Regions from separate parts of the Homo sapiens genome. Here all the other regions are linked to region 1. A link is a contact called in ENCODE Hi-C or POLR2A ChIA-PET data. All regions are on one chromosome and are shown on one strand. Each heading gives the region's core, a stretch centred on a gene start or an enhancer-like site at or near the end of the contact. The rest is flanking DNA. Distances are from core to core; before and after follow the strand shown. Region 1 holds the start of KLHL20 (kelch like family member 20). Region 2 holds the start of DNM3 (dynamin 3). Region 3 holds the start of CACYBP (calcyclin binding protein). Region 4 holds the start of PIGC (phosphatidylinositol glycan anchor biosynthesis class C).

Region 1 (5,527 bases), core at 1,674-4,173:
AATAAATGAGGTAATGAAACTTTACTAATAAAATGCCAATTGATTTCATAAAACTTTATAATCAAAAATTAGAATACCTTTAACAATAATTTTCAGTCTTGTTCATAGATTTTTTTTGTTTTTTGGAGGGGGAAAGTCTGCAGAAACTGTTCAGTCCTATTCAAACAATTATTCAGTAATCGTTAGGTGCTAGTGATGCAAATATAGGAAGACATGAGACTAAAAGAGCTCACAATCTAGTAGACAGAATGAACATGTATTCAAATAGTCTCAATATAAAAAGTTACTTCTCAAAGCTTCTTTAATAGCAACTGAGTATAAACCCAGCATTACAGAGACTGCCTTCTGGGTTAAATCAGCAAAAATGACAGCCCAATAAGAAAAGGATAGGGAAGTGTGACCATGATTGAATGTAGGAAGCAGGTGAAAGTAAGACCAGAGACCAATGTGAGTAGGCTAGGCTCTGGCCAAGTGACAGTGATGAAGAAAGAGCCGTAGCTTAACGATTAACAGCACTAGAATTATCCAGCATGATTCTGAATAGCTGACAGTATTATGTAATAAAGCAAGAAAAAAGGAGCAGGTATGAGTGATTAAGCAAATATTTTATATAGACTACTGATAAACCAAAAACATTCCCACACTCTGCTATTCTTTTAAAAAATAATAAGCTCTTATTTTAGCAATTATATAAGATATGACATTTTATGGTAGCTGGAGATGAGACACAATCAGTGGGTTTTGCAATAATGTTAGAAGTAAAGGGATGAAGTATTTAATATTATGTTGTTAATTTTTTCATGTACATTGTGGTAAAATATTATTCCTACTACAGAGTAAAATATAAATAAGATAATGGTATTTTTCATCTTGATAACATCTTTTCATCTGGAGATCTTAAAGCATTTGCAAATGTTCATTAATCCCCAATATCCTGATCAGATACACTAAAGAAGTAAACTGGGGTACAGAGAAGGTGAACAGCTCAAGGTCAATTGATAAACCAATAACAGATTTGGATAAAGATATACATTCTGGTTCTTGCTCCAAGTTCTGAGTTATAAGTCATATTCCCATTATAAAATGTTTCTTCTCTTAAAAGAACTGCAGAAGTTGTTTATCTTTGATGTTAAATAACAAATGATTAAATAGAGTTCAATAAATAGAAAACAAATGTAAAAACCAAAGAAATAGAACTGGGATGATTTTGTATCATAAAGATTCTAGTCTCATTTGTTAGAACAAAATGAGAAAAAACATTATTAAATTCTAGGGTTGGGAGGGCCTATTTATTGTCTATATTTTCCCAGACATTGTTCTATTTTTCTATGGACTAAGTTATTATGTCTAATACCTATTTTAGTCCTTATACAATCTTCCCTACAATGCAGCTATTTTAATTAACAGAACAAATGTATGATTGAACATCAAGGAAATAACCAAAACCATAATTAGGCATGCAGTACAGTATATTATAAATAATTATGATTCTTACATGGGAACAGAATCCTCTACATTTTATAGGGAACTGAAGATTATAATAAATCCATATAGTATCATAATGAACTTAATGATTATTTACTGTAAAAAACATGAAAAAAGGAAAATTTAAGTGTTTAGCACTACATACAATCCACAGCACTTTTCAGAAACAACTTCTGTATTTTATTCTATTAAAAAGCTATTAATTCTTAATATTACTTTTGATTTATTGTAGAACAAGACTCATTAGTTCCAAGCAGAATTTAGTAAGATTGAAACTCTTTTTTAAAAATTTAAATTATTACATGCTGAATTTTAATCAGTGAAACCAAAGGTTTTCTTCCTAAATGCCTACCTGCGCATTGGCTTTCCTTCCATGCACCATGAAAAGTACCCTTCACCACACTCTAAAGCCGAACCTAAGACAACAGAAAAGCAGGAACTTAATAAAAGCTATTTCTGATCTTTACAGTAACAATCTTTATATAATCATTTCACTCATTTCGTCAGTTATCAAGAGTTTCATATCCTATTATACCACAGGCCTTCTGCAGATGCACAATAACTTAATCTAGTACATTTAAGATTACCATCCTTACTCTGCATGCTAAAACGATTAAAGTAAAGGTGAGGGAAAGTATGCTAAATAGTCCCGACTGTTAGGTCAGTCTTGTTTCTCTTCAAAAAGTGCTTGGAGATATTTAACTGTGATCTCGACATCAAGTATATTTACAGAACAAGCACCAGATACCCACAGCAGTACTAACCTGATAGATCACATAGGGTACACGAGGCTTTAATAACGAATCTGAAGATTGTTAACTTGTCCCGAAGTGACAGGAGGAGGAGGCGTCTGCATTTGCCTTTACAAACAACTCCGCTTCCGACAGTCCAGGGAGCTTGAACAGGGCAGGGAAAGTATGGCTCCAGACTAACACTCTTTACAAGCATTTCCTTCAGTCCCCGATACAATGTTCACTACCCACGTAGCAGGATTTCGCCAGGTCCCGAGGGTTAAATGGGGGCGCACGTACTTTCTTCCTTCCCTGAATTCCAAACACTGTCTGGGGAAGCTGTCCAGGATGCGAAACCCCAGCACCACCAGGCAGGACAAAGCCCGGGGCCTCCTCTGGCTCCCGAGATAGGCTGTCAGCCAGCGAGAGCGCACTCTGGCGCTCCGCGAGGCCCGGCCCCAGCGCCCCAACAGTCTCTTCTCGGCGCCGACTGACAGGCGACCGACCTGACCCCATGGGGCAGCTCAGCAACTTGGGACCACATATCTGCGAAGCGAGCCCTGGGGCGCTGTCCGCTGTCCCCTGCTCTAAGGTGACTGGCTCACTTACCGGCTCTGACACTTTCTTCTCTGCAGCAGCCTCCTCCGTCTACTCCGCCCTCCACTCCTCTCTGCCTCCTCCTCCACCGCCGCTAACGCAGGCAGGATGCCGCTCGTAGAGCTATTTCCTTTCCCTTCACCGGCCCATATCCAGAAGCAGGAAGTAGTCCTATTCTTAAATCGTTCCCGCAGGAACCCACATAATCCGCCAAGGGGTTCCGGTGCGGCTCCGGAAGTAGTCGTGCCCTTTGCTGGGGCATTCAGGTAACCTCAGAGGTTGTTTATCCTCGTGGGGGTTCCTTGTATCCCAAGAGTAACCATTTTTAGAATTCACTGCGGAACTGGCAGTATTTGAATACTGAAGCCTCCTCTTTTCTTCTTTGTTTTCGCCAGCAAAGGCAGTAAAGGGTAGTCACAGAAAGCTAAGAATTTGTATTTCTTTTTAGTTGGTGGGTCTCCTTTTGGCACAATGTTCCTAATTGTGGATTGAATTATTGCATGCACACATGGGTTGGCATGTATCTGTCAGGCCTCTACTATGTGCAAGGTGCAGAAGTTAGATAGACAGACCAGAGATAGACCTTATCCTCCAGATTTCCCACGGTCAAACTTTCAGGACACCAGGATTTTATCCAGGCTCTAAGGCTGTGTTAGTCTGCCCTTTCTACTTAGTATTCACCACCAGACACTTCACCAAACACATCTTCTGTGGATTCACTTTAATGTTAAGGAGGGAAGAGTATATTTTCTTAAAAAAATTTTTTTTCAGTAGCAAGCAGAGCCAAAAAAGTATATTTTTAAAATTATCTTTTCCTCCAGATTTTCCCATAGCACACAGCCACCTGATTTTTACCGTATATTAATATTTAGAAAACAAGTGATACAAGTGTAAGGTGGGGATTACAATTTCAGGAATATCAGAGAAAGACTGTTGCTGATTTCCTGGTAAGTATACTAGGCTAAGTATTAACCAGATTTTCTTTAGCTGTTCTTTATGTAGAATCTACACAGGTGTGTCCAGTTGTTTCTGAGGGGAAAGGATACCTCTTGTTAATTAGCTTGTAGTGGAAAATACATGGCCTTTAGATCCAGATATAGTGGCCCAGTGGATTCTTCTTGCCTGCTGCCCAGATACAGATGATTTATCAAGGTATAGGGATTGCAATGGAGAAAGAGTTTTACACAACATCGAGTGGAAAAATGGAAGAAGTTTTATTATTACTCAAATCAGTTATATTATTACTCAAATCGGCCTCCTGGAGCATTTGGGGGCTAGGTTTCTTTTCAAAGGTAGTCTGGGGAAAGGGGTAGGGGTGGCTAGGCAATGGGTGCTTGCTGCTGACTGGTGCAGTCATAGGGGTATGGGAGATGGTCCTCCTGCCTACTGAGTTGTTTCTGGGTGGAGCCACAGGAACAGTTGGTGGGTCCAGGTGGAGCCATCAGTAGTCAAACATGCAAAAAACTTAAAAATATACCCAAAAAGGCCAATCCTAGATTCTACAATAGTGATGTTATCTGTAGGAGTAATTGGGGAAGTTGCATATCTTGTGACCTCTGGAATAATGGCTGGCAATCACTTATGTCTACACTTAACAGAATTCAGGCTCATCTATCCCCGTTGTCTGGTGGTCTCTCATTAGCTTTACAAAGGCAATTGAGTTTTGGGGAAGGACTGTAATTATTTAAACTATTAAACTAAATGTCTCCCAAAGTTATCTTGGCTTAAGCCCAGGAATAATTAAGGACAGACTGAAAGCTAAAGGCAAGATGGGGTTTGGCTAGATCAGATCTCCTCCACTGCTATAATTTTCTCACTGATAGAATTTTTGCAAAGGGGGTTTCAGTTTGCAAAGGCGATTTCACGGATACACATAGGTACAAATCCTAGACCTGTAACTGACTAGCTTTGTGATCTTATTGAAAATTTTTACTGCATGTGTATATGTGATATATATACATATGCAGTAAAATGATTTCTTTTCCATATTTTAAAACTTTTCATAAATGGTATCAAAGCATATGTATTCTTTTGCAACTTCCATTTTCCACTCAACATTCTGTTTGTAAGATTTGTCCATGTTGATCAATGAAGGTCCAATTCAGTGATTCTCAAAGTGTTGTCCTGGACCAGCAGCATCAACATCACTTGGAAAATGCTAACCCTTGAGCCCCATTACAGACCTATTGAATCAAAAACTGAAGGTGGGCCCCAGTAATCTGTGTTCTAACAAGTTCTCCAGGTGATTATAGTGCATGGTAAAATTTGAGAACTACTGCACTAATTTATTTATTTTCACTGCTTTATAGTATTCTATTATATGAATATACCATAGATTTTTTAAAACATTTTTTTCTGCAGATGGATATTTTGACTATTTCCAGTTTTCTCCATTACAAACAGTGCTACAATGTAAATTCTTGCATATACCTCCTTGTGTACACCTGTAGGTGTTTCTTTGGGGTGTGCACGCAGAAGCAAAATTGCTGGGTTGTATGCTATGCACAGCTTCAACTGTATTAGCACTAGTCAAATTGCTCTCTAAAGTCATTATTCTATTTCAGTAATAATAATACTAGCAAATACTTATGTAGCATGTTATAGTAACTCATCAATACTCACACTAGTCCTCTCGAGGTAGGATCTATTATCATCATTCCAGTTTCACAGATGGCACCAAGATGTTATGTAAGTTGCCCAAAGTCACACAGCTA
Region 2 (5,527 bases), core at 1,437-3,936, 1.9 Mb after region 1:
CTAGGCTGAATAACTTATCAAAATAGAAAACTCCATTTTCCCTAAGGTTGGTTTATAATTAGAAATTAGATTCCTCAATAATTCAATGACCGAAATCTTTATTAAAGTCAAATGACCTTCCTAATTAAATTTTCTCCTTAATATGTAAGCTCTGCTAGGCAGGTGTTATCTCTACATATAATTAAGACTTTACATATGAATTAAATGACCTTTTTCCTCTATGGTCATCCTTTTCTTTGATTTGGCGTTCTAACAGTCAATTAGTGGTAAAACTTTTTAAAGTACAACAAATTACTAATGCATTCTGGTACGTGCTCTGATTTTTATACTTGTCCCTATTTTTTATTCCATCTTGAAAAATATTCAAACTTAAATATTTTACTCTTCTACATTTCTTTTTTCAAATTATTCCAAAAGAACATAGCTAGTGTGGGGAGATGTGTACAATTTTATTATAACATTAGGAAGAATGTTAGAATTTCAAAACCTAGAATGTAGAATTGTGGTATGTGCATACAACTGACATTAAGTTCAAAAGCTCTGACCACAAACAATGCACTTGCATACAATATAGGCTCATCCAAGTAAATATATGGGAGATGCATAAAAATATGGTAATTTCATTTGAAATACTTACAGTTTTAATCTTTAAGTATTTGTTTAAAAAACAAAAATAGTTAAATAACTCTTAAGGTGTCATGACAAAAATGCCCTGGCTTTGGAAAGCCAAAAATATGTTACCAAAACTCACTCTTTGGATGCCACTTTATATCTCGTAAATTTCATTGGCAACAAATCAAAGAAAGTAACTGTTATATGTTTGAAATCCATCACTTCACCAAAAGTCTAAGATGACGTAGGCAAAATGCTTTACCTTCACTTTGTTCATTAATCAAAAAAAATATAAAAATGAGGTGTAGTGATTAAGTGAATTACTCAAGGATACAAGCCAATTGTCAGCAATTTTACTTTGTTAGGCTTCTTATCTTTCTAGTTCATACAGGAAAAAAAATATCATCTGAGAGATGGAATATCATTTGAGAGAAAGGAATATGTACTTTATGAACACTAACATTTCCAAAGGAAATGTGGGAATATTCAGCTCTAAATTCTACACATCACCAAGCACTAACAAAAAAAGAAAAAAGGAACAGAAACAGGAACCTTCTGCATCCCAAGTCACGAATGAGCCAAATAAAAAGAATAAAGTACAATCTCGCCAGCATTTTTTCTTGGATACTGTACATTTCTACCTGGTTTTCTATTACTAGGAAACAGATTTCAGTTTTCATAATGCTTTTAAATGGGCTTTTCTTAGCAAATGTCTGCACTCTTCAGGCAAGGCCATTAAGGTAACTTAATCCCTCATGAATTGCTCAGTGGAAGAAATGCTGATTCCTAATTCGAAAATTAATTCCTTAGCTGTTTCTGTATTAAGAGTCATGAGGAAAACCACAGCTACAATTTAGATTCAGAATGTTGTCTTGAAGGCTAGCAAGACAAATAGGAGCTTAGAGAACGGAAGATGATGCTGGGGGAGGGGGCGCAGAGAGAGTGCGAGAAAGATGCTGGTCAGTTCCGAGATGATGCAGGAATGACATGGCACCTGGACAACATAAGTCCACGTCCACCCCCTGCCAAGTCTGTGCCTCGGGCTCTCTCACAATTGCCTGAAGCTGTGAATAGGTGCACACGCAAACACACCACCTTTTATTCTTCGACTCTCCGGGAGGAGAATGGTGGGGAAGCGTCTCTGGATAAAGCTTCACCACAACAAACGACGTCTTTCTCCTCGCACCCCGCCTCCCCAGCTAGAGGCAGGCAACAGTAGACAGCTGAGAGGAACGAGAACCCTGGCGAGAAGGAAAGCATCTCCACCTAAGGGAGGGGGCTCGGGGGATAAAGCCCCACAGCCTCACAGGGAGCCTCACGGAGGGCGACAGGAAAAGGAGGGGGGTGTTGAGCTGGGAAAACAGGAGAGGGGCACTGGGAAGCTTTCGGCGCGCTACGCAGGGAGGCTGCCCGGGGCTGGCGCGCACCGAGGGGGTGGGGGTCGAGCCCGGGGCGGACCCCTCCCCCGACTCCCCGACTGGAGGACAGGGAGGAAATGGCTTTGTATCGCACGATGAAAGGCAGGCAGGAGGGCCACCAGGCGGGGGGTGGCAGGGGACGGAGGATGCCCAGAGCTGGAGGACCCCGCCCGCCCCACGGACACCGCCACTCTGCCCCCCATTCCACTCTGCCCCCCATTCCACCGCAGCGCCTGGTCCATCCACCCTCTGGCTCCCGCTGCCCGTCCACGTTCCAACGGCCCGCAGCGGGGTCGCCCCACTGCCGCATCCTTACTCCGCGCCCTGCGCGCTTACCTGCCCACGAAGTTCTCGAGCACCGAGCTCTTGCCGGCGCTCTGGCCGCCCACCACGGCGATCTGCGGCAGCTCCAGCAGGCAGCTCTGTCCCAGCGCCGAAAACGCGTCCTGCAGACGGTTCACCAGCGGGATCAGCTCCTCCATCTCCCGGTTCCCCATCTTGCCCGAGGGGCCGGCGACCAGCTGGTCCCTGCTCGCCTCTACGACCTGACAGGGAGTAGGGGCCGCGCTGCCCTGGCTGCTGCTGCTGCGCCGGGCTCAGCCAGCCAGGTCCTGGCGCAGACGTCGGAGCCCGCCGCCAGCCCGCCGCTTGGCTCTGACAGCTAACGACCCGCAGCGCGCCTGCGCGGGCGGGCAGGGGCGTGGCCTATCTCCGCGACGCCCCGCCCCCGCCCCGCGGCTGCCCCGCCCCGGGCTTCCCATCGGACCACCAGGCCAGGCGCGCACGCACTGCAGCCCAGCTGCGGCCAGATGCCACGGCCTCTGCGTTCTGTGGCCAAGGCTCAGAGGCCAAGTTACAGCGCCGGGTCAGGAAATGGCATGAAATCAGCAGCAGCGGCAGCGTTGTTCTCTTTCAGCGGCTACCAAGCCAAAGCCCAGTGGAAAGCACTATCGCCGCTAACACCACCACACGATCACCAGCAACAGCAGCACCGCCGCCGCCACCACCGGGGCACCGCTGCCAGACTACACTTCCCGAAAGGAAATCTCCTCTGTCACGCCCTTCTCCAGAATCCGCGATGACTCCTCCCAGGGTGGCAGGCCTGTTGGAGTCTAAATTCTTCAATGTGACATCCATCTAAGGCCCTGAGTGGTCTGACCTTACTTAATTCTTCATCTGTAATGACTCGTCCTCCCCAGCCCCGCATAAGCACAGGTAGAGTCTGTAGGGTTTACCGCCCCGATACACCCCTTTAATCACTCTGGCCTGTGAGACTCCTCATGCCATTTGCCCTCCCGGTCTATCTCCTTCTACCGGATCTATCCAGAACCAGGTACCCTGGACGCATTCTGTGAAATTTAGCACATTGAGAAGTGACTGTGTGTGGGGTCCTGTGCCTGATGATCGGGACACAAAGATAAATGGCCATGCTTCTCTTAGCCTCCACAGACGGTTCCTTTTTAGTCTGCTCCTCAAATACTGATGCTTCGCAGGGTTTCATATATGGGCATTTTCTTGTCTAATGTTTGTCCTCTGCCTGAGGACTTTCCCATAGCTTTAACTCTGAATCAAGGCTGGCGACTACAGAAATTTACATTGCTAGACCCTGTCTCTCTTCTGCAACTTAGACTGTACTCCAAGAGGAGCCCAGAATACTACCTGAGTGTCCTACAAGTACTACAGACTCAATTTATTCAAAACTGAAGTCATCTTTTGTAATCTCAGCATTTAATGTACAGTTCCTTCTAACTCTAAAAAGACATATTAAAATGTTCATAATGTCAAAAAACCTGAAAACAACCCAAATGTCTATCAACAGGTGAATGAATAAACAAACGTGGTATATATATATAGTGAAATAATCTCTGCCACAAAAAAGACTTTTGATATAGCAACAATCTCAGATACATTATGTAGAATGAAAAAGGCCAAAGACCATATTGGTTTGATTTCATGTATGTGAAGTTCTACAACCAGCAAAGCTATTCTATGGTAATAGAAATCGGAACTGTGGTTGTCTTTGAGGAGTGGAGATTGACTGTAGGAGGCATGAGGAAACTTTCTGGAGTGATGGAAATGTCCCATGTCTTGACTGGGATGTGGGCATACATTTGTCAAAACTCCTCAAACTAAACTTTTAAGTGATGTGCATTTTACTGTACATTACATCTCAACTTTTTTTTAAAGCAGCAGAAAAAGACAAATAAAACTGAATGCATCTCCACTGAAGTGGATCTCTATTAGAATGTCTGCCCAGGAAACCTTTTCTAAGAAACACTCCATCCAATGCATGGTTGTAGCCAGAGCAGTCATGAAGATAGAAAGGCATGAAGAAAAACTGAGCCCTGGCCATAGCTGTGTGCACCAGATTGGGCACCTGACTTGAGCTTTACCAATCAAAGCCTTTTCCCAGGAGTATGCAATTGAGAGAGAGATTGGCCTTTGTCTGAGTGACTGAACTATAAGTGAGGAATAACATTGGCAACTATGGTTAGTAAGATTTCACCAGTAGAAGGGAAGTGCTCATCTTCAGAGAAAGAGAAAAGTGAAAAGACACAAGGAGAGGAGCACAGGGAAAGAAGAGGGAAGATCCGGATAGTACCTGTATCCTCAATCTTGTTCATGTCTGATGTCCAACTGTAATCCTGTCCTCAGTTCCTTGTACAACCTCCCCGCCAATAAACTTATAATAAATTCTCCTCTTTGCCTAACCTAATTCAACTCATATTTCTTTTACTTGCAGTCAAAGAATCCTATAAATACATTCTCACACTAGAGATAGTGTGCTCCCTATCTCAGGGACAAGCCTGCCCAATCCCAATCCAGAATCTGGAAGTCATTCTCACTTCATTTTTCCCTCTCTCTCCTTCATCCCCTACACCAAATTGGTACCCAAATAATACCCATTCTACCTTCCTAGAAGCCATTTTCTGTCCATCCTTGCTGCCAGTGCCTCAGTTACAACCATCATTTCTCAAACAACCGTTTTCCTCTATGCTTTTCATATATACACATATATACATATATATATGTACCCTGAATAGATTTTCATTCTTGCCCTTGGCATATTGCATTAAGTCACTAATTTACATGTCCCTCTCTTTCACTATAATGCCCTTCCCAAAGATGTCCACATTTTAATCCCTGGAACCTGTGAATGTTTCCTGAAGTGGCAAATGGGCCTTTGTAGATATAATTAAGGACCTTGGGATGGGAAGATTATTCTAGATTATCTAAGTGGATGCACTCTACTCACATGAATTCTTAAGAGCAGAGAACATTTCCAATCTGCATCAGAGGGAGATATAACTGGGGAAGGGTCCCCGAGATGCATGGAGAAAGGGGACCATGAGCCAAGAAATGCAGGCAGCCTCTAGAAAGTGGAAAAGGCAGGAAACACATTCTCCCTCAGAGCCTCCAAAAAAAATTTTTTTTTTTTTTTTGAGATGCAGTCTCGCTTTGTCGTCCAGGCTGGAGTGCAATGGCACAATCTCAGC
Region 3 (5,527 bases), core at 2,180-4,679, 1.3 Mb before region 1:
AGGCCAAAGCGGGTGGATCACTTGAGGTTAGGGGTTCGAGACCAACATGACCAACACGGCGAAAGCCCGTCTCTACTTAAAATTCAAAAATTTGCCGGGTGTGGTGGCACGTGCCTGTAATCCCAGCTACTCGGGAAGCTGAGGCAGAAGAATCGCTTGAACCCGGGAGGCAAAGGTTGCAGTGACCCGAGATCGCGCCATTGCACTCCAGCCCGGGCAACAAGAGCAAAACTCGGTCTCCCAAAAAAAAAAAAAAATCAACTCTGCCCAACCCTCTTGTCCACACTCTCGACCCTTCCAAGAACAGCTCATATTACTATGACAAAAAATCTTGCAAACTCATCTTTTGAGCATAGAACCAAAATGTTTCAGTTCAAAGTAATATTTTTATTGTAATGGTTTCAAAAAAACGCTGATTCTACAACTCCTAATTCATAATAAAAATATTGAAATGTAAAATGAAATATATTAAGTCTAAGCAAGAGGTTTTGCTTTTTGACTGAAATAGGAATACTTTATCTAGCAGAATGAGAAAGGTACTTCGAATTAGGCAAGGGATTCCCCCAATGGCTGAATTCCCAAGCCCTCTTTATTGCCAGTTTTGACTCTAAAGTACTCTTTTTATTATGAAGTATCCACTGAAAAAACTTAAAACTGAGACAGTTCCTCAGTTCTGTTATTGGCAGACTTGAAACCAACAAAGGTGATTCCTTTGATGCTTTTTCTGCACAAATACTTTAAGATGTCCTAGTTTCCTATCTAATTTATCATGTAATTTTCCTTGCCTTCTTGGCATGTGTTTGTTTTACGTATATAAAAATTTTATTTCTCTTTTATCCCTACCCATAAGGCATTCAAGCTTTATCTTCCTATTTCCTAATTTTTCACTAGGAGGCATTAACACCAATGTGCCTCAAAAATGGGCAAAGGAATTCAACACACATTTCTCCAAAGACACAGAAATGGACACCAAGAACATTAAAGATGCTCAACATCTTCATCATTGGGTAAACGCATATCAAATTCCCAAGATGCCACTTCACACCCAGTAGGATGGTATCATAAACCGAAAAAGAAAAATAAAACACCCCAGAAAATAACAAATGTTGATAATGATGTGGAGAAACTTTCAGAAGCTTCAAACATTTCTTACAGGAATATGATGCAACCACTCTGGAAACAGTCTAACAGTTTCTCAGAAAGTTACCATATGAACCAGTAATTCCACTCCTAGGTATATACCCCAGAGAACTGAAAACACATCCACACAAAAAACTTGGATACAGTACTCGCAGCAGCATTATTTATGCTAGTCACGAAGTGGAAATAAGGCCAGGCGCCATGGCTCACACCTGTAATCCCAGCACTTTCAGAGGCCGAGGCGGGCGGGCGGATCACTTGAGATCAGGAGTTCGAGACCAGCCTGGCCAACGTGGTGAAACCCCGTCGCTACTAAAAATACAAAAATTAGCCGGGCATGGTGGCGCGCGCCTGTAATCCCAGCTTCTCAGGAGGCTAAGGCAGGAGAATCCTTTGAACCCGGGAGACGGAGATTGCAGTGAGCCGAGATTGCGCCATTGCACTCCAGCCTGGGCGACAGAGCGAGACTCCGTCTCAAACAAAGAAGTGGAAATAAATGTCCATAAACGGATGAAAGGATAAACACAATGTGCCACATGCATATAATAGAATATTATTTAGCCATAAAGAGCATGTGTACTGATACACGCTACACCATGGATGAACTTGAAAATGTTAGTGCTAAGTTGAAGGAGCCAAAAAACAAAAGGCCACATACAGCGTGACTCCATTTATATGAAATGCCTACAATAGGCAAATTCACAGAAAGTACAAGATGAGTAGTTGTCAGGGGCTGAGGGAGGAATGGGAAGCAATTGTTTAAAACACACTACATGGTTTCTTTCTGGAGTGATGAAAATGTCCTGAAACTAGACAGTGGTGATGGCTGCACTACACTGTGAATATATTTAAACAAAAAACAAATACCTGAATTGTACACTTTAAAATGGTTAAAAACTTGAATTTTATCTCAAACAAAACAAAAATCAAGTGCCCTCAAATGTATATTTCTAAGTGCCTAAACTGAGAACGATCTCTACTTTCAAGAGGACTAACACTGAGCTATCCACCTGCAAGACTGTGAAGTTATCTCCTAGGGGCACATAGTACCCAAGACCTACCTTAAAAGACTTGTCACAAGATACCCAGATTAATACTGGAACACACAAACCTCATAGTTTTTCTTCATTTAAAGAAAAGATTTTGAGTTTAAAAAACAAAAACAAAACAAAACAAAAGCTTGGGACTCCCCAGTACTTGTTTTCATAAAGCAAATCTAGTTAATACACACCCAACACTTAACTGTGAATAACTGTCCCGTCTTCACCTCCCACTTACGCCAGGAAATGAGCAATACAAGTACTATCATTCCCATTTTCTAACTGAGCAAACTAAGTCTCCACAAAATTTAATTCTCCAACGTTCAGAGTTTACAGAGCTTTAACACAGGCCATTCGCTTTCTTACTATTAATTACAACTAACTTTCCAAGTTATTTATTTTAAAAATCACATACAGCAGATTGCTGTTTGCCAATCACTGACTTAAACACCTAGAAATCATATTTTTTAACAACCCTATGAAATGGATGCTACTGCGACACAGAGAAGCTAAACAACTTGCCCAGAGTAACACAGCTCCTCGTGTGTAGAGAAAACCTGACTAGGAGAATTCAAGTGCTAGCACTGAGAACTCACCTTCCAACCGCCCTCTACCAAGAACGACACTCATGTTTGCACCCAGCTTTGCTTGAATGAAGCTTCCTGTCCACTGGCTGGGAAACCAGGGCAGAAAGGGCCTGAGGAACACGCGCAAAGGGCCGCTCTCCCAGACCCACTCCCCGCACCGCCTGCACGGATAATCGCCGCACACCCCCGCTCGAGCCCAGCAGGCGAGTGGGGTGCGAGGTCGAGTGGAAGCGCTGGGGAGCCGACGGCGCAGCAAGGGGCGAGTGAGGTGTCCCCCGGGAAGGCGGCGCACTGACTGGCGCGGGACCGGGTGGCCGCAGGGCGGCTCAGCCCACGGAAACGGCGGTAGGGCGGGAGGCTGGCGCTGCAGCTCCAGCCGGGGGGCATAAGGAATATGGGGCCGGACCACTTACCTCTTCTGAAGCCATGGGGGCTGGGTCAGGCCGAAGTCCCGAGCTGCAGCCGCGCAGAAGGAGGAACAGGAAACCCCGCGCCGAGCCCTCAAACCGAGCGCAGACGCCTACCCGCACGAGTCGCGGCGCTGCAGCCTGCGCCCACACCGACCCTGCGCAAGATCGCGGCCCGCCTCCCGCACGCGACGGATCTCGAACCTTCGCGAGGCAGCCGCCGCCACCGCCCACCGCGAGCACGCACAGCCCGCCAAGCCTGGCTCCACCCACCCTTCCTCGCCTCGCCGAGCCTAGCCCCACCCCTCCCCGCCCCGCCGAGTCTGGCTCCGCCCGCCTGCCGAATCTCCTAGCAACGCTCAAGTCTCGCGAGCGAACCGGCAATCCGAGAAGAGTAATGTCTTGCTCTCCGCCCTGACAACTTTTATGTATTATAATTTGACCGCGCTGGGCCACGCTGCGCAGTCGCAGCTCGGAACCGCTGCGTTAACCCAGCCCCGGAAATAACGTACCGATCTTCGGAGTCCAAGTCGGAAGTTGACTAGAGAGTCACCTGCTTTCGTCCGCTCTAGGACACCAGACACACCAGGCCGCCATGTTGTGTAAGGTTAGTCTCTCAGCCTCCGCGAGAAGAAGGCGAAAAATGGGGAGGAGCAGCCTGGTTACTTTCAAACGAGAAAGAACGGATATGTTAAGCGTGGAGGGCTCCTAATGGTAGCGGTTTGATTTTCAGTGAGTTTGGCGCGGTGGAGACGTCACCGCGGTCTAACAGTTCCGACGTGGTGGCGTCATCACTGGCCGCCGTAGGAGGTGGAGCTACGTTGGCCTCGTGACCGGGCCCTGTAGCGGAAGCCCAGGTCAAGGCCCTAACAAAAGGGCCCGCCTATGGCCACAGTTTCAGGCCCTCCTTTCAGTCATGGACTGTTGAAGCACGATTTCCTGGTGCTTTCGCCCCTTTCACCGACCATTTCAAGAGTCCGTAGTTCTCGCCTGGGTTTGGATTCGGTATAAGTGAGCCTGTTTACCATCAAAGAAAATGGTGAAATGTCTTCTGGAGACGATGTTCTCTTCTGGTTCTAACCCTGTCACTCAGTGAGACCCCCAGAGAAGCCTAGTTTTCAGATTATTCTAGTCCTTGGCAGGCTCAAGATGTCAACAACACGGTTGGAAACAACCCCTGAGAGGTCACATAGCGCGCACTCAGCTTTACAGATCGTCCAAGGCAGCGACCCCTGAGAGGTCACATAGCGCGCACTCAGCTTTATAGATCGTCCAAGGCAGCAATTAGAATCAGCAACTCGGAGAGGAAAAAAAGCTGTTAGCGGAATGGAGGCTGACCATTATCTGTAGTAAAGAATCGGAAGTACAGTACAAAAATAAATTACCGAAACGCAACATGCGTGAATTTCACACAAAAAAATGAAGTTGAGGGAAAGAAGCCAGACATGGAAGAGTTCATATTGCGTGGTTCCATTTAAAAACTAGCCCATGGTGTTAATGAGCATAGTGGGGAGGACAATGACATGAAAGAGCCACCAGGGGGCTTTTGAGGTTCAGGTAATGTTTCTTGATTTGGACACTGATTATAGATAGGTGGGTTCACTTTAGAAATCTCATTGAGTTGTAAACGTATATTTATGTACGTAGTTTTTTCTGTAGATTATGCTTAAGGCCCGGCGAAGGGGAATTTGCCCAGGTAATGGAAATATTACACCGATACATAGAATTGTCAAAGTTCATGGGATGAACTCCTAAGAGCTGTGTATTTTATCGTATAAATTTTTTTAAGTGTCCAACCAATAGCCTGGAATTATTAAGTACATAATTAAATAAAAACAAATATCCCATGGACCTAATGCAGTGAACAGTTACCTCGTTCTCTTAATTGCTCAGGCTAAGGACTCATACCTGAGTCTTCTATCTCAGGCCTTACATCTTATATAACAAGCCTTACTGGCTTAATCTTCAAAATATGTAGCGAATTTAACGAGTTCTCACAACCTCTGCTTCTACCACCTGACGGGGTTTGGGACATGCTACCCAAAAATATGGCACCTAGACATATTGAATACTTTGAACTGAAGGAATTTGAGAAAGAACATATGCAGGAATGTCTCTAACTTTCTTGCACCTTTCTGCTCTGAAGCAGGACGTAATACCCTCATGTGAGAATTGCCCTGTCTATACCTGGAATAAAAGTAACATCTTTATCTCTGAAAACACAGGGACGTAGAGACGAATATGAACATCAGGCCTTGCTAAGTTTCCCCCAGTTTATTACCCTTAGATCACAGTCTTTTAGCCCCATCACATTTTCCCACAATTCTCCATTCTTCTTCAAACCTACTCTAAA
Region 4 (5,527 bases), core at 922-3,421, 1.3 Mb after region 1:
CCTTTGAGTTTATTGAACCTCTGATAATCTGCTTTCGTTATATTCAAAATTATGTAAAAATAACACAACTGAATAACGAGCACTTGAAAGCACTTGTGAATTTTGTTCTGAAAATACTAAAACCGTCTACCTATTTACTGAGAATGAGATTTTTTTTTAATGTACAGTAGACAAAGCAAAGGTACATGTTACTAAAGTGGGGATGTGGAGACAGTGATGGGAATTTGCTTATGAAGTCACTTATCCATGGGCAGGAGGGTACATGGTAGTTATCAACAGGAGGAGAAACTCTTTTTGGGGAGTCTGGCTTTTCTAACGAGCTGTTTCGAATGCCAAGGAGTCATTCCTTTTTAGTCTGTCGTGTGCCTTTGGAATGGCCTCTATGCCTGCCCTTTCTCTTTCTCTCTGCCCTCTTTCTGGTTTCTCTCATTCACCCCAACACTACCTCACACCTACCCTTCTGTCCATGTCCCCTTCCCAGAGTGGGGTTTATCACTACACTTAGGAACCATTTCATCAAAAATGGAGAAGGGACACGGTAACCCAATTATTTCAAGAGACAGTTGAAATGCTCCCTAGATATGTAATTCCTGCAATTTTGAAAAATAGATTTATGTGTCATATAGTAGTTTGTTTGGAAGGAGTAGGACTAACAGGAATGTAGGAGGGTGCCTCAAAGTTACATACAGAGTTACTATTCTATAAAGATGGGAACTTACTGTTCTAGACTTTTGATGGTAAAAATGTGAAAATTTCAGACTACAGCAGTGGAGAAAATGTGGGGTGAGAAAGAGGATGGAAGTGTTTTGAGAGACAGTGTCTAGGGGAAAAATTATCTTATACTGTTGAGTGGTAGTGGTGGAGAGGGAAAAATTTTGAGATCTCATCTCCTCTAGCCAGGCCTATACTCAGTGATCATTTTTTTCTGAGAAACCCGGATTATTTCTATTTTTAAAGCACTTGACTTGAGTTTCTCAATGGATCAAATGTGCCCTCTGATAATTGTCCCCATCCCTTAAGAAGAAATCATCTTCTGTGAGATGTTTCGTAAAACTTTTGCCCTCGGTGGCTGAGAGGTTACCTTCTGGGAAGGCTGAGCACTAATGGCTTGTTTACAAGGCTGGCCTCACTAAGCCAAGGAATCTTGTCAAATTTTGGAACAGAAGCCTAGAGGGAAATAGAGAACATTTTACAGAATATATCACACTTAAACATTGCTATCATTACGATGGCCAAAGTCAGCTAATAGCAGCCATATAGTGAACACTTTACAAACCATTTTTATATTTAACTCTTTAACCATCCTATAAAGTAGCCAAGTGCAAATAATGTCATCTCCATTTTACTGATGAAGAAATCAAAGCTCAGGTAGTGTGATTTGCCTTGAGTCACTGAGCTAGTAAATGGGTCATGTTTTCTGACTTTTATTTCCACTGTATCCTGTGTTTTACTACATCCCTTTGTTTCTTTATTACTTCCTTCTGTTTATATATCCTTTAATATTTCCATGAACTCAGTTTAATTAGCAATCTTGTCCTCACTTCTTTTAGGAGGTAAAGAGGAAAAAAACCAAGCTTTGAAGCTATAGACAACTGGATATTGATCTCTGTTCATCTACTTCCCAGGTGCCTGTCTTTGGACAAATACAACTTATCTGAGCCTTAGATTTGTCCTCTTTGAGGGGGGAGATGATATAATCAGTGTAAAGGTCAATGCACCAAAAAAGAGAGTTTCATGAGAGCAGCAATTTTTGTGTGTTTCATTCACGGCTGTATCATGAGCACCCCAAGCATGGCTTGTTACATGCAGGCATTCAATCAGTATCTGTGGAATGAACGCATGGATGCACGGGAAGTCCCAGCTGAGGGCCTGACTTAATAAAGGAGCGCAACAAAAGCGGCCATTATCTCTCACCTACTGGCCCAGCCTCTTTCCTTGTCCTCTCTTGCCTTACCCAGTCCTTCAGATGGCACATCCCATCTTTCAATAGGGGATTGCTGGGGATTTGCCTTCCTAGGCTCAGAGCATTCGGGTTTGGGCCAGTCTCCAGGAGAGGAGACCGGAGGTCCTTCGAGCAGCCAGGAGGGGGCAGCAGTCACGTCGCGATGGTTCCAGCCGGGGAAGGGTGCCCTCGCTAAGGAGATTGCGGCGGACCCGGAAGTGCTTGGCCACAGTCGCAGCCCCGGCGCCCCGAAGCGGGAAAAAGGCTGGGTGCCGCCGTCCCCCAGCTGCGCAACCCTAGGAACTCTCGGGTAGGTGGGTTCCGTGTAACGGTCAGTGTTTCCGGGGCTCCTTTTCCTCTGCTGCCTCCCGCAGACCCAAGGCTGAGTGAGGGGCGGCGGCGGAAGTGGGAGGCCCACCCAAAAAGCCAAATGGGGTGCCAGAAGAGTGAAGGCGCACCCTGGGGTCACCCTACCCTACCCCGTCCCCTCCCAGCCCCACTCTGCGGGCGGGCGCTGCCCTTTTGGGCGTCGCAGACCCTCCAACCCCGGCGGCGGCCTTAAGATTCCCGGGCTGGGATCCCTGCTGCAGAGGGGGTAACGGTGTCTGGCTTGCCAAGCAATATTTGTTGTGGTCTATCATGGAAGAAATAAAGTCGGGCAATATGAATTTTTTTTTTCTCAAATTTGCCGGATGGCTGTGGTGTTTCTGACTCTTAGTTTTCTCATTGTGAAAAAGGAATGATTATCTTCTTCGATCCTCTCAAGAGTTTCCTTGTTTTGAGTAGATTGATAGCTCTTTAAAGGATGCTAAGCTCAGCTAATGGAAGAAGAGTCTAGTTTCTTTGAGGCTTTGATTTTGGTTAAACTATAGAGCTCATACCTTTCTGTATGGTGCAGCTTACTATTGTCTTTGGATTGGTAACTTAAAAAATACAAATAACATGCCTTTGAGAACCAATAAAAACTATGGATATTATCCCTATAAATTTACACAAATCCAGATATAAGCATGCAATGTGATATACCTAAGGGATATGTGAACCACTGAGTTAAGAACTGCTTTAGAGGGAGATACAATGTGAGACACAGGCTTTGGGATAAGACTTTGGTTTGAATCCTGGCTCTGCTCTGTTACCTTAGGGCAAAGTTACTTAAGCATCTTGAATCTCAGCTTTTTTACCAAAGCAGGACTAATACTAACTTACAAGGTGGTGAGGATTAAGTGAAAGAAGATACATAAGGCACTTAGCACATAGTAGGTACTCAATAAGCGATAGCTAACAGATGTCTATTATTATTCAAGGAATTATAATTTTCAAATCTGAAATGCAGTTTTAATGTCCCATAAGGTGACTACCACATACATTTTTCTCAGACTTTTAGTAAACTGAGTTGATTTGACTTTATCTCAGTACTACTCTTGACCTTTCACAACTTTCGTAGGTTCACAGTCTCTCTTTTTCTAGGAACTTGGCTGTGTTGTCCTGCCTCAGAGACAAATTCATCTATTGTAGGCCTAGCCCCTGCCTTTGAAAACAAGGAAAGGTTGGTAGAACATCAACACAGCATGGAATTTCCAGGGAGGTCTCATTTCAAAACTTCATAAAGAACAAGAACCACCTGGACTTCTGTGAGGGCGATGATTAAACTGGCCTGAGTTTGAATGAAAGGATAATGTATGCTCAACCTGTGACTAACACCAAGGAGGTCAAGTGGCAGAAGGTCTTGTATGAGCGACAGCCCTTTCCTGATAACTATGTGGACCGGCGATTCCTGGAAGAGCTCCGGAAAAACATCCATGCTCGGAAATACCAATATTGGGCTGTGGTATTTGAGTCCAGTGTGGTGATCCAGCAGCTGTGCAGTGTTTGTGTTTTTGTGGTTATCTGGTGGTATATGGATGAGGGTCTTCTGGCCCCCCATTGGCTTTTAGGGACTGGTCTGGCTTCTTCACTGATTGGGTATGTTTTGTTTGATCTCATTGATGGAGGTGAAGGGCGGAAGAAGAGTGGGCAGACCCGGTGGGCTGACCTGAAGAGTGCCCTAGTCTTCATTACTTTCACTTATGGGTTTTCACCAGTGCTGAAGACCCTTACAGAGTCTGTCAGCACTGACACCATCTATGCCATGTCAGTCTTCATGCTGTTAGGCCATCTCATCTTTTTTGACTATGGTGCCAATGCTGCCATTGTATCCAGCACACTATCCTTGAACATGGCCATCTTTGCTTCTGTATGCTTGGCATCACGTCTTCCCCGGTCCCTGCATGCCTTCATCATGGTGACATTTGCCATTCAGATTTTTGCCCTGTGGCCCATGTTGCAGAAGAAACTAAAGGCATGTACTCCCCGGAGCTATGTGGGGGTCACACTGCTTTTTGCATTTTCAGCCGTGGGAGGCCTACTGTCCATTAGTGCTGTGGGAGCCGTACTCTTTGCCCTTCTGCTGATGTCTATCTCATGTCTGTGTCCATTCTACCTCATTCGCTTGCAGCTTTTTAAAGAAAACATTCATGGGCCTTGGGATGAAGCTGAAATCAAGGAAGACTTGTCCAGGTTCCTCAGTTAAATTAGGACATCCATTACATTATTAAAGCAAGCTGATAGATTAGCCTCCTAACTAGTATAGAACTTAAAGACAGAGTTCCATTCTGGAAGCAGCATGTCATTGTGGTAAGAGAATAGAGATCAAAACCAAAAAAAATGAACCAAAGGCTTGGGTGGTGAGGGTGCTTATCCTTTCTGTTATTTTGTAGATGAAAAAACTTTCTGGGGACCTCTTGAATTACATGCTGTAACATATGAAGTGATGTGGTTTCTATTAAAAAAATAACACATCCATCAAGTTGTCTCATGATTTTTCCATAAACAGGAGGCAGACAGAGGGGCATGAAGAGTGAAGTAAGTGTGTGTGTGTGTGTGTGTGTGTGTGTGTGTGTGTGTGTAAAGTCACTTCTTTCTACCCTTTTCAATGTGCTAATGCTCTTTTATTTATCTAGGGCTCAAATCTTAGAACACAGGGTGCTATGCTCAGTTTTGTTGCCCAAGATCACAGAATTGGTTACTTAACCTTGACTCAGAGTTTCTACCTTGTTCTTAGGGAAGCATATCACAACTAATTGCAAAGCAGAGTGTGATGTGTCACAATAAGCAGAATGCTAGGGGGAATTCAGAAGCTGGAGATAAATTTCAGCTGGAATAATTAGGAAATAAGAGAGGCGGTGACATTTAAGCTTAGTCTTGGAGGACAGGGGAGACTTAAATAGGCAAGAGATGGTTTTAGGGCATTGTGGTGAAGGCCTTTAGAAGCCAGGTCAGTAATGGAAGCGAGTGAAACTGGCATACTTTGTGTGACTGATGGCAACTGTGAACAACTATGGAGATGTCCAATGGAGACACCTGCTATTGTGCTGCATCTATTCACAGTTTGTGCCTAGCTTCAGACCTTTAGAATTCCAGATAGGATTCTAAAAGAAATCCCAATAACTGTATATCTGATTTTTAATATGAAATCTGACTTGTAAATTAATCCGTCTAAAAACACATTTGCAGGCAACATAAGACTACTACTGTGCCCATCTGTCC

Evidence for each region. A loop is a pair of places that touch in the nucleus more often than their neighbours do. ChIA-PET counts read pairs that join two places held with the same protein, here RNA polymerase II (POLR2A). Pooled maps may share reads with other maps.
Region 2: a loop to region 1 is called in a pooled map, with 10 times the contacts of the local background. The contact joins the promoter of DNM3 here to the promoter of KLHL20 in region 1. A Hi-C loop is called at or near these places in 5 of 50 pooled maps.
Region 3: a loop to region 1 is called in a map of CD8-positive, alpha-beta T cell, with 13 times the contacts of the local background. The contact joins the promoter of CACYBP here to the promoter of KLHL20 in region 1. A Hi-C loop is called at or near these places in 5 of 168 maps with a recorded cell type or tissue (CD4-positive, alpha-beta T cell, CD4-positive, alpha-beta memory T cell, CD8-positive, alpha-beta T cell and 1 more), 3 of 37 single-sample maps with no recorded cell type and 15 of 50 pooled maps. POLR2A ChIA-PET finds 5 or more read pairs at or near these places in 3 of 52 experiments (CD4-positive, alpha-beta memory T cell, activated CD4-positive, alpha-beta memory T cell and activated CD8-positive, alpha-beta T cell).
Region 4: a map of CD8-positive, alpha-beta T cell shows a loop between it and region 1 (3-fold over the local background). The contact joins the promoter of PIGC here to the promoter of KLHL20 in region 1. A Hi-C loop is called at or near these places in 2 of 168 maps with a recorded cell type or tissue (CD8-positive, alpha-beta T cell and naive thymus-derived CD4-positive, alpha-beta T cell) and 6 of 50 pooled maps. POLR2A ChIA-PET finds 5 or more read pairs at or near these places in 1 of 52 experiments (activated naive CD8-positive, alpha-beta T cell).

The regions. Positions count from the first base shown.
Region 1 is chr1:173,712,377-173,717,903 of GRCh38, reverse strand. KLHL20 (kelch like family member 20) reads right to left here and starts at 2,923. Exons shown (of 12, transcript NM_014458.4): 1 at 2,826-2,923; 2 at 1,838-1,901. The coding sequence starts at 1,860. It also overlaps a transcript of ANKRD45 not described here. RefSeq lists enhancers at 2,380-2,749, 2,830-3,019.
Region 2 is chr1:171,838,657-171,844,183 of GRCh38, reverse strand. It overlaps DNM3 (dynamin 3), which reads right to left and starts at 2,686. Exons shown (of 21, transcript NM_015569.5): 1 at 2,367-2,686. The coding sequence starts at 2,527. RefSeq lists an enhancer at 2,262-2,441 and a silencer at 2,642-2,871.
Region 3 is chr1:174,997,849-175,003,375 of GRCh38, reverse strand. CACYBP (calcyclin binding protein) reads right to left here and starts at 3,429. Exons shown (of 6, transcript NM_014412.3): 1 at 3,181-3,429. The coding sequence starts at 3,195. LOC105371622 (a long non-coding RNA gene) reads left to right here and starts at 3,730. Exons shown (of 2, transcript NR_188647.1): 1 at 3,730-3,781. RefSeq lists a silencer at 3,409-3,528 and enhancers at 3,559-4,068, 3,620-4,156, 4,099-4,308.
Region 4 is chr1:172,440,713-172,446,239 of GRCh38, reverse strand. PIGC (phosphatidylinositol glycan anchor biosynthesis class C) reads left to right here and starts at 2,171. Exons shown (of 2, transcript NM_153747.2): 1 at 2,171-2,252; 2 at 3,410-4,783. The coding sequence starts at 3,618. The coding sequence ends at 4,511. It overlaps C1orf105 (chromosome 1 open reading frame 105), which reads right to left. Exons shown (of 7, transcript NM_139240.4): 2 at 1,082-1,167. RefSeq lists enhancers at 1,783-2,092, 1,816-2,339.